Regions from separate parts of the Homo sapiens genome. Here region 2 is linked to region 1. A link is an interaction called in ENCODE POLR2A ChIA-PET data of the cell type or tissue named here. Cell type or tissue: A673. All regions are shown on one strand. Each heading gives the region's core, and the rest is flanking DNA. Links, peaks and the distances in the headings are about the cores only. Region 1 overlaps TBL1XR1 (TBL1X/Y related 1). Region 2 has its middle 300 kb from the start of LINC01014.

Region 1 (5,389 bases), core at 78-5,077:
TGCCATGAGGGACTCAATAGGTCTCAAACATTTTGGTCTTAGGATCTTGTTACAATCTTAATTTATTGATGATCTCAAAGAGCTTTTGTTTATGTGGGTTATAGTTATCAATATTAAATGTATCAGATATTAAAATGGAAATTTTGTATTACTTACTAATGTATTTTTTTTCTTTTTTTGAAATCAAACTCTCTCTTTGTCACCCAGGTTGGAGTGCAGTGGTCCTGTCTTGGCTCACTGCAACCTCCACCTCCTGGGTTCAAGCGATTCTCCTGCCCCAACCCCCCAAGTAGCTGAGATTACAGGTGCATGCCACCACACCTGGCTAATTTTTGTATTTTTAATAGAGACAGGGTTTCGCCATGTTGGCCAGGCTGGTCTCGAACTCCTGACCTCAAGTGATCCACCCGCCTCGGCTTCTCAAAGTGTTGGGATTACAGGCGTGAGCCACTGCGCCTGGCCATTTCATTCATTTGCAGGAAAATGTCTGCCAAATCCCCAGTCTGAATAACTATATTGTCATTTCTTCTTTGAAGTATAAACGCTGTTCCATGAAAAAAGTGGCTAGTGTAACTTGCAATTCAAACCATTGCAGTCCTGTTTTTTGAGACAACCATCATTTTAGTATGCAACGGAAGTAACTCTGTTACTTAGCACTTTGTTACACACACAGCATATTAAAAAGATGTGTATTTGAACATTTAAGATTTTCATAATATCACCTTTTCTGTTTCATTCAAGGATATTCTTCAGGGAATTTTTTTTTTTTTTTTGAGTGCATAGTGGTGAAAAAATACAATGACTACTAGTAATACCATCAGGTCTTGATTCGTAATACTAAGGTGTGAGCAGTTTTACCCACTATCGCTTTGTAACATTGGTGCAAATGCCAATGGAGTGAAAAATGCAAGTAATATCTTAGTAATACCATAAAAGTAATTTTGACCTCACAGTTCCCTTAAAAAGTCTTGGGAACTCCAGGGGTCTACGGATCCCAATTACTATGCTAAATAAAAAGTTGATCACATTTTGTCATTAGTATAATAGAATACCGTATCTGATTTTAAGTTTTGAACACCTTGAACAGCCTTAACAGTGAAGTACATTGCTGTGTGTCTTTTAAGAAAGAATCTTCTAAGAAGGTACTATTCTATTAAGAAATATTAAGAGTTAACTTTGCAGTTAGAATCTGTAACTTGACTGGGTAGGGCACATATAAGGAATGTACACGGTAGGGCCTCAGTGTGGTTATGGAGTGATGTACTTCTCTTCTCCCCAGCCCATGTGCCCTGGGGGCTTTTTTGTTTGCCTGTTTTTTAAATAGTACATTTTATATGACAGTACTGCCAACTGTTTTCTCTCATCCTGTGAAATTGACCTATGAGACTTTCATGGTGGATTTCTCCTAGTTTTCAATAAAAGTTGGAAGCCTTCTCCAATTTATGTCAGTTATCTTTACTCCATATACTTTTCCCTTTTTCTTCTGGGTTTACTAGTAGCTGGGTTGTGTGTGAGTGCACATCTGTATGTGTCAATCTATTAGCTGAGTACTAAATTTAGTTTGCATCGTCTTCACTCGATTTGAGCGAGCATTTATTGCCCTGTGGGGGATGGATGTTGATCTCTTCACAGTTTTTTTTTAAAACTATACTTTGATACTTGGGCTGTTATCAATCACATATTTCTGCTTCCTGAACAATCTTTTGGACATTTTTACTCTAGCCCTTCCAGAGAATTGACTGAGTATAACCAATCCATGGACACAAGTTTTGATTTACTTACTAGTCTGAGTTACGTAGGATTTTTTTCCCTCATGAGGAACCAAGGAATAACCACATCTTCTTCTAATACAGTGTTTCATAAACATTACTGTGGGTAGTATTTATTACCCTGGCCTCCTTTTCTCTTTGTTCTTCCTATAATATTTGAGTTTTAAGCAGAGTTCCTATCTATTCAGGTGATTAACTGTCCTTGTAAAGCTTTAGCATGTGTTCCACTCTTTGAGATTCTTAGATGAAACCCCGTCTCTACTGAAAATACAAAAAATTAGCCGGGCACGGTGGCGGGTGCCTATAGTCCCAGCTGCTCGGGAGGCTAAGGCAGTAGAATGGCGTGAACCTGGGAGGCGGAGCTTGCAGTGAGCCGAGATCGCACCACCACACTCTAGCCTGGGCAACAGAGCAAAACTCTGTCTCAAAAAAAAAAAAAAAAACAGATTCTCAGAACATGTCTGTTCCAAAGCTAGAATAAGTAGTTAGTTTTAGTTGATAAAGTCTCATTAGCTTTCTATTGTAATACAGATTCCTATTCAGACACACTCAGTATTTTATGCTAGTCAGACAGATTTTGACAGATCTTGATTTTAGTTTATTTTTATTTATTTATTTATTTTTTTTTTGAGACGGAGTCTTGCTTAGCTGCCCAGGCTGGAGTGCAGTGGTGCAATCTCAGCTCACTGCAGCTACCGTCTCCTGGGTTCAAGCGATTCTCCCATCTCAGCGTCCTGAGTAACTGGGATTACAGGCACCTGCCTCATGCTGGCTAATTTTTGTATTTTAGTAGAGATGGGGTTTCGCCACGTTGGCCAGGCTGGCCCTGAACTCCTGACCTCAGGTGATCCACCCGCCTCGGCCCCCCAAAGTGCTAGGATTACAGATGTGAGCCACCGCACCTGGCCAATTTTTATTTTTCGTGTCTGACTTTCTAATTCTTTGCCAGACTGACATTGCTTTACCTTAAGTTCTGTGACTGATTACTGCTTAGTTATTGAAAATATGTACCAGAAGTATGACCTATCTTCTTATCTCTTAGCATTTTCATTTCTTGTCCTTCTTTGTTCCCCTGTTGATATACCTTGACTGTAATTTATTCAGTTATTCCATACATATTTATTATTTCCTAGGATATGTATTTTTATGTTTTAGAAGGATCTTAGTTATAATCTGTGTAAATAATCACTTTTATACATTTAGGAAGTTGAAGTCAATGTCTGTGGGCAATGAGGCAGCTCATCAGAGGTCTTTTGGGTATAAAAAGAAATAAATTTGTAGCTAATGACTCTTGGACTTAAATCAAAGTGACTCATCATATAATGGATGCTAGTTTACTGCTTTCAAGCCTCAAGAGCTTTGCTGAGACTTTTAAAAAATTGCTTAATTGAGATTATGAGTCAGTGTTCCCTATCATCAAATAAACAACAAATATTCTGTTTTTTAAAAAAGCATTTTGTGAAAACCATTCTTACCTGTGGGCTATACAAATATAGGTGACAGGTTGAATTTGACATACAGGCTGTAGTTTGCAGATCCCTGGCTTAGATCACAGTTGAAACCAGTTTGATACTAGAAGTCTCAGTTAACTAATGAATAATTGATTTGGTGTGTTGTTTTTCCTTCCTTCCTTCCTTCCTTCCTTCCTTCCTTCCTTCCTTCCTTCCTTCCTTCCTTCCTTTCCTTCCTTTTCCTTCCTTTCCTTCCTTTCTTTCCTTTCCTTTCTTTCTTTTCTTTCGTCAGAGTTTTCCTCTGTTGCCCAGGCTGGACTGCAGTGGTGCGATCTCGGCTCACTGTAACCTCCACCTCCCGGGTTCAAGCAATTCTCATTCTTCAGCCTCCCGAGTAGCTGAGATTACAGGCCTGCGCCACCATGCCTGGGTAATTTTTTTGTATTTTTTTTTGTAGAGATGGGGTTTCACCATGTTGATCAGGCTGGTGTCAAACTCCTGACCTCAGGTGATCTGCCTGCCTTGGCCTCCCAAAGTGCTGGGATTATAAGTGTAAGCCACCATGCCCAGCTGGTGTACTGTTTTTTTTATGTCTTTATATGTTGGTGTTTATAAAGGTTGATAAGTCTTAATAAACATCATGTGCAGTAGGTACTGAAATATTTCTTAATGAGATGAGCTTATTGTTTTCCCTTTTCCTGATTCCTGGAGATGTCTGTCTGAGATCTGACCCTGATTTTGGTCTTCTAATACATTTTTTAGGCCTATAAAAATGCTTTCTTAAAAATTGCTTTATGACCTCATACTCTCAGGTAGCTTGCAAGGTTCCTATATACAACTCTGTGACATATACTGACTCACGTCTTTGAAGTTTAGAAGTAGAGGAGACTGTCTGATTCCATTTTCTCATTTTATAGATGACACAGAGACCCAGAAAATTTGCATCACTTGTCTAAAATCATATAGGCCATCCAAGATGTTATTTTTAATTTACATCCGAGCTCTGGATTCCAATGAAAGAGAGAAGGAAAAGTAATTTAAGTTCGTCACATCTAAGTTATAATTATACTTTAGTTTTGGACTAAGTTATGTTTGTAAGATAAAGTAATTTCGATTACACATTTGACTTTAGATCATGCAAAGAGTGTCCAGATCTCTTAAAAATGTGCTATAGCTAGGAGATTTAAGAAGATAATCTTATTTCTTTCTTTGTGTCCATAACTCTTTCACTGTTTTTTTCAGTCATCTAGATTTAAAATTATGTAATCGAGGATCACAGTTGGGCCCTGGCTTCAAGAATGGAATCAGAAAAGAATATGCTGTCTGTCTTGATTGAGGGTGACATTTAAAGTAGTACTTTGATGTGTAGGAGAACTAGGAGAGGATTAAATATTTGGAGCAGTAGTTGTCCAGCGAGTATATGCTGAACTGAGTTTTGTGATGCTGAAAATGCTGTACATATTCAGCTCACTGAATAGTCGTAGCTGGATTGCCTCACTAGTCCTGTGTTTTTGTAATATTTGCTGAATTATTGGCTACAAAGTTATGCAGTAAAATGATATTTCATGGTGAACATTTACAATATTAAGCGAACTTTTGAATATAGCCACCAATTGGCTAAATATTAAGACTAATTTTGGATTTGCTTTTGGCTACATTAATATAGCTATGGTTTGAATTAAGTAGTTGATTGCCTATAAGTGATTGGAATTTTAAATAAAAGCTTTTATGAGTATACAAGTGATTTCTGAGAGGAGGAAAGTTACAAAGATCTAATTTTTGGGAGGATCTCAGTTAATATTTAAGAATGAGTAAATATGATCAGGTAGAATATACAAATAAATCCTTTGTGAATTTAGGAAGTGTCTATTTTGAATATCCTGTTTATTTAATAAGCCATAAGCTCTTTGAGGGCAGGACTTCATTTATGCATGATATACTCTTCATCAGGCCTGATACCTGGGTGGTGAAGTGTAAAGACTGGATGAGTGTCTCAGTGCTGTTTTGTGACCTAGTTTAAAGACAGTTGTTCTAAAAGATACCAGAATGGAGGAACTATAGTGGTAAGTCTTCTTGTGTACTCTTTGAGATCTGATTCCTAGTATTTAGTACTCATGCGGGCAGGGGAAGACTACATCACATCCTAGAGCGTTCATTTGGCTATATAAA
Region 2 (5,389 bases), core at 142-5,141, 1.0 Mb before region 1:
TGAGTGTCGACTTGATTGGATTGAAGGATGCAAAGTATTGTTCCTGGGTGGGTTTGTGAGGGTGTTGCCTAAAAAGATTAACATCTGAGTCAGTGGACTGGGAGAGGCAGACCCACCCTCAATCTGGGTGGGCACCATCTAATCAGCTGCAAGCATGGCTAGGATAAAGCAGGCAGAGAACGTGGAATGAGCAGACTCCCTGAGTCTTTTGGCTTCATCTTTCTTTCCATACTGGGTGCTTCCTGCCCTCGAACATCAGACTCCAAGTTCTTCAGCTTTCGGACTCTTGGACTTACACCAGTGATTTGCCACAGGCTCTCGGGTCCAAATACTGAAGGCTGCACTGTTGGCTTCCGTACTTTTGAGGTTTTGGGACTCCGACTGGCTTCCTTGCTCCTCAGCTTGCAGATGGCCTAGTGTGGGACTTCACTTTGTGATCATGTGAGTCAATACTCCTTAATAAACTGCCCTTTGTATATTCATCTTTCCTATTCTGTACCTTTAGAGAACTCTGACTAACACAATACTGTTCCAGACCTTTTAAAAAATATGCTGACTAACCAAAGCAAGACTGTTCTAGCTGAGTAAATAAACAATATAAGCAATCTTGGTTTGTCTACAGACAACCACCCACTTATCTGTTACGCTGCCTCTCATCCTCTAGTCTCCTTCTTACCTAACGCCCTGTGTTAGGCAGTTCTTGAATTGCTACAGAGAAATACCTGAGACTGGGTAATTTATAAAGAAAAGAAGTTTAATTGGCTCACGGTTCCACAGGCTATACAGGAAGCATGATGCTGGCATCTGCTTTGCTTCTGGGGAAGCCTCAGGAAACTTACAATCATGGTGGAAGGCAAAGTGAAAGCAGACAGTTCACATGGTTGGAGCAGGAGCAATATAGAGAGGGGAGAGGTGCTATACACTTTTATATAAACAGATCTCACAAAAACTCACTATCATGATGACAGCACCAAGGCGGGGAGGGTATTAAACCATGAGAAACCACCCTCATGATTCAGTCACCTCCCACCAGGCCACACCTCCAACACTGGGGATTACAATTGAACATGAGATTTGGGTAGGGACACAGATAGAAACATATCACTCCCCTTCCCTCCCAGTCCACTCAGCTGTCAATGCTGGATCCTGTCTAGGTTCTAGTCCTTTACCTAATACCAGTTGAGTCTTGCTTTCCTTCCTTTGATTTCATTCAGTTCCGGAAAAGAACTTCCTGGGTGTGCTATCAGTCTCTTCCCTCATACTTCTACCTTATGTAGGAAGAAGCTGCCCCTTCCTCTGACACATGACCCCTTTGATCACCTCACTTGATTGTCTTCTGGTCAAAGAAGGGAATCCAACAGATTTAGGGGAAAAAAAAATGATTTCTAAGCTTGTTGTCAAACCAACTGAGATGTAATGGCCAAAAGTTGCATTTAAAGTAGGATGATTCATCTTTCTTTTCACACTCATGAAATGCTGTGTTGAATCAGTTGCTCTCTAGCCTGTGGAAGAAAAATGTGTCTTTACACTTACTGGATGACTCTACCTTCATCTTAAGATGAAGAACTATTTCATAAACTGGTTCAGTTTCAAAAGTGTTCTTTTGCTGATCTCAAAGATAAATAGCCTCAAGGAGTCAAAATGATTTCATAAATTTTCATCAAAAACTATAACTCTGACTTGAATCCTATTTGGAACAAAATGCAAATACACAGTACTTAAAATATTTTTGAAGAACTAGCAGCTGTACAAAACTACTTTCTTTTTTTTTTTTTTTTTTTTTTGAGATGGTGTCTCGCTCTGTCACCAGGCTGGAATGCAGTGGTGCAATCTCGGCTCACCGCAACCTCTGCCTCCAGGGTTCAAGCAATTCTCCTGCCTCAGCCTCTTGAGTAGCTGGGACTAAAGGCACACGCCACCAAACCCAGCTAATTTGTGTATTTTTTAGTAGAGACGGAGTTTCACCATGTTGGCCAGGATGGTCTTGATCTTTTGACCTCATGATCCACCTGCCTTGACCTCGCAAAGTGCTGGGATTACAGGTGTGAGCCACTGTGCCCGGCCTAAAACTAGAGAATAATTTTTTATAATCTGAAGATTACTTCAGAAGTCAAACCACTGGCAAGGGCACCTACTGGGTAGCCTGTGCCACTCACACACTTTTTTGGAGAAGCTACTGTTACCAAAGGATGCCAGTGATTATAGACATCCCTGCGTGCAACAGGAAGCCTTGGTGCATACCATAGTCATGTCCATTTTGAAGAAACACTAGTGTATCCAAAAATGTCTGATAGTATAATTTTGCTCTCTATTCAAGGGTGGCAAGCTGAAAGATGGGCAGTTGATTCCTGCCAGGTACATTAGGGTCCTTGTTTGAGAATGTGGAATAGTAACTTAGAGATTTGAGTTGCAGTCTAGATATTCTTTAATAGAAAAAGTGAAAATTCAAAAGTTGTTGCAATCAAGATCTGTAATATGGGTTGAAAAGCGAAAAATTTAGTTTTCAGAGACAGGGAGAGAGAGAGAAAGATCAAACAACATCAGACACTCAGAAATAATCACAAATGAGGGATGGAGAGACATGATGTCCCAGTCTTCCCATAGTGTACCAGCCTTTGATTACACTCCATCCGTGAAACCCTGCTAATTCCCAGACCTTACATTCTTGAGATGTCCTTATACCTTTATAATAAATATAGCAGCTGTATAAAACTAGATTTTTTTTTTTTGAAATGGAGTCTCGTTCTGTCGCCAGGCTGGAGTGCAGTGGTGTGATCTCGGCTCACCACAACCTCTTTATAATAAAATAATCTTTTTTCACCTAAATTTTGTTCTACTAGGGTTCTTTTTTAGAAATAATAAATTTCTATTTTCTGCAGCAAATACTCTTCCAGCAAGATTCATGGAAATAAAGTTTTGTTTAAATAATACAAAACTACTTCATTTCACTCACATATTGAAGAACTTGTTTTCTACAAACCATTGTGCTTTTCTTTTAGAAATTTGCAGATGAATTACATATGGGTCCTGCAAAGAGTACATGAGGAGAAAAAGACATGTATGTAAGTTGGTAGCATGCATGGTAGAAAGGTGTGATGGCCACAAGAGGCACAGAGCCCACACACTATGGAAATAGATGATTTCCCGCAATGACCCAATACAACTTTAGAAAGAAGTGGAACTTGAGTTTGTATGTGGCAAATGGGTATTATTTGGACATGTGGGATTAGGATGAAAATCATTCTCAGTAGACAGAATGTGAACATGTCTAGGAAGAACAGAGAGAGATGTATAAGCAACAGTTCAGTTTCACTAAAATAAAAGGTTTGCAGACAGATGTAGTGATTAAGATTAGAAAGATAGATTTGGGCCAGATTAACAGAGGTCTTTAAAGCCCATGAAGTAAGCTTAGACTTTGTCATAACAAATCTTTGGCCCCAAATAGTCAATAAGAATTTTTTTTTTCTTTTTTTTGAGACAGAGTCTTGCTCTGTGTTGCCCAGGCTGGAGTGCAGTGGTGTGATCTCAGCTCACTGCAACCTCTGCCTCCCAGGTTCAAGTGATTCTCCTGCCTCAACGTCCTGAGTAGCTGGGACTACAGGCGCCTGCCACCATGCCCGGCTAATTTTTGCATTTTTAGTACAGATGGGGTTTCACCATGTTGGCCAGGTTGGTCAAACTCCTGACCTCTGGTGATCCACCCACCTCAGCCTCCCAAAGTGCTGGGATTATAGGCATGAGCCACCGTGCCCAGCCAACAAGGATTTTTAAACCAGGAAATGATATCAGCAGTGACTCAGGAGGCTGGACCAAGTGGTAGTACAAATGATGGGCTGTGGGAGAACAGAGGACACCAGTGAGAAAGCTGGTTCTGGGGTTCATTAAGTGGTAATAAGGGTTGGAGAAGAAAGAATTTTCTTCAGCAGGTTTTTGAGGATTTCAGTGTGATTAAGGAAGAGCAAGGTTTCCATCAAAGTGAGGCAGCTAAAGTGCTTCAGGAAGAGGCTGAAAAAATAGGTTGGTTTGCTCTGAGTGGCGGGAGTCACTGGACCCCACTGTTAAGGAGCTGGGAGCCTAGCTGACAGAGTAAAAATGTAGATGGCCGGTCTGGATAGGAAATTAATGAGAACATGGAGGGACACAACAGAGAAAGAGATTTTTATCTAACAAAGCAATTGTGAATTAAAAGGATTAAGAAAAGGAAAGTAGGAGTTAGACGGAAGGCATAGGATGCAAATCCATATCCAATTAATATTAATTGCCTAGAGGGTTCCAGGTATATTTATAAATTGAATTACATTTAAATAGTTTCTCTGTTTTACAGATCTACATAAGCTGAGAAACTTGCTTAAGATACGCCTATTTTAAGTGGTACAACTGAAATCTGAACCCAGGTTTTCTGGTGTCTTGACTCTTCGATTTTAATTCTTTGTATTGTATCACATTATCTCTCATCAAGATTAGTAGAGGTGAAGGGAAATAAACACAGAGCCAGACTATGTTTCAGTAGCAATGTTGGTTTCACTGAGTACACAGCCTTCATAAACCAGCTTCCTCAAGTGCTCAACCTAGATCAAAGTAATTCCCAGTTAGGCCACTGGCTGTTAATAAATAATTCATTACATAAAATTACTAAATAAGTGCCAGAGGTAAGAAATTATATATTTTGATATTGTGACAAAAATCAATAAAATTCAACTATCAGGTTTTTTTTTTCTGGTTTCATAGCTTGTTAATTTTGTGACTATTCATTTGAGTAACTACATCTGAAATACGAGAGTAAAAAGCTAGTGGCCATTTATTCATGTATTATAGATGCCAAATTCCAGAAGTGTGTGACATTTACATGAATATAAAACAAATTTATTGTAATTAATGTTATTACCATGAATAAGAATAAATTCATAACATCCAATATGTAAATACTAAGCAAAGCATGTAATTTGTCTCTTTTTGAAATTAATCTCACATTCACATTAATATGATTTATGTTATTGTAATACACACTATGCCTCTGGAATAAGAGTAGAAATGATTAGTTCTTTATGTGACCTTAATAACAAATAATGTGCTAACAGAATCATAAATATCAACTAAAATTAATTAAATTTTCCCATATTTTTAAAATAGCTTCCTGAATTGGATCTTTGCATAGTAATAGAATGAATGAAAATAAGTGTAAGTGCCTCGGCATATTGAAATGTCAAAAGAGAGGACACCTGCAGTCATAGTTCAAGGCATGGATCATAGATTGTAAAAAGTTAGAGGCAGGAAGGGTCTCAGAGGTCATGCAGTTCAATGACTTCATTTTGCAGATGAGGGAGAGGAAGGCCAGAGATGCTGGGACTTTTCCAGGGTTCAATACACAGTTACGAAGTGGCAATGCCAA

What was found. ChIA-PET counts read pairs that join two places held together with the same protein. Peaks named below come from ENCODE experiments on the same cell type or tissue, not always from the same donor. Only the 100,000 strongest peaks of a DNase experiment are listed, where the experiment ranks them.
Region 2: POLR2A ChIA-PET joins it to region 1 with 5 read pairs; 2 of 35 experiments call an interaction of 5 or more read pairs at or near these places.

What each region holds. Positions count from the first base shown.
Region 1 is chr3:177,067,855-177,073,243 of GRCh38, reverse strand. All of the region lies in intron 2 of TBL1XR1 (TBL1X/Y related 1), which reads left to right. Among named protein-coding and RNA genes, the nearest start is that of TBL1XR1-AS1, 33 kb to the right of the region's middle. In A673, for the core only: no CTCF peak of the experiment used is centred there; DNase peaks (open chromatin) are centred at 2,353, 3,053, 3,323, 3,423 and 2 weaker places; H3K27ac peaks cover 5,000 bases.
Region 2 is chr3:178,116,251-178,121,639 of GRCh38, reverse strand. No RefSeq gene overlaps it. Among named protein-coding and RNA genes, the nearest start is that of LINC01014, 300 kb to the left of the region's middle. In A673, for the core only: no CTCF peak of the experiment used is centred there; no DNase peak of the experiment used is centred there.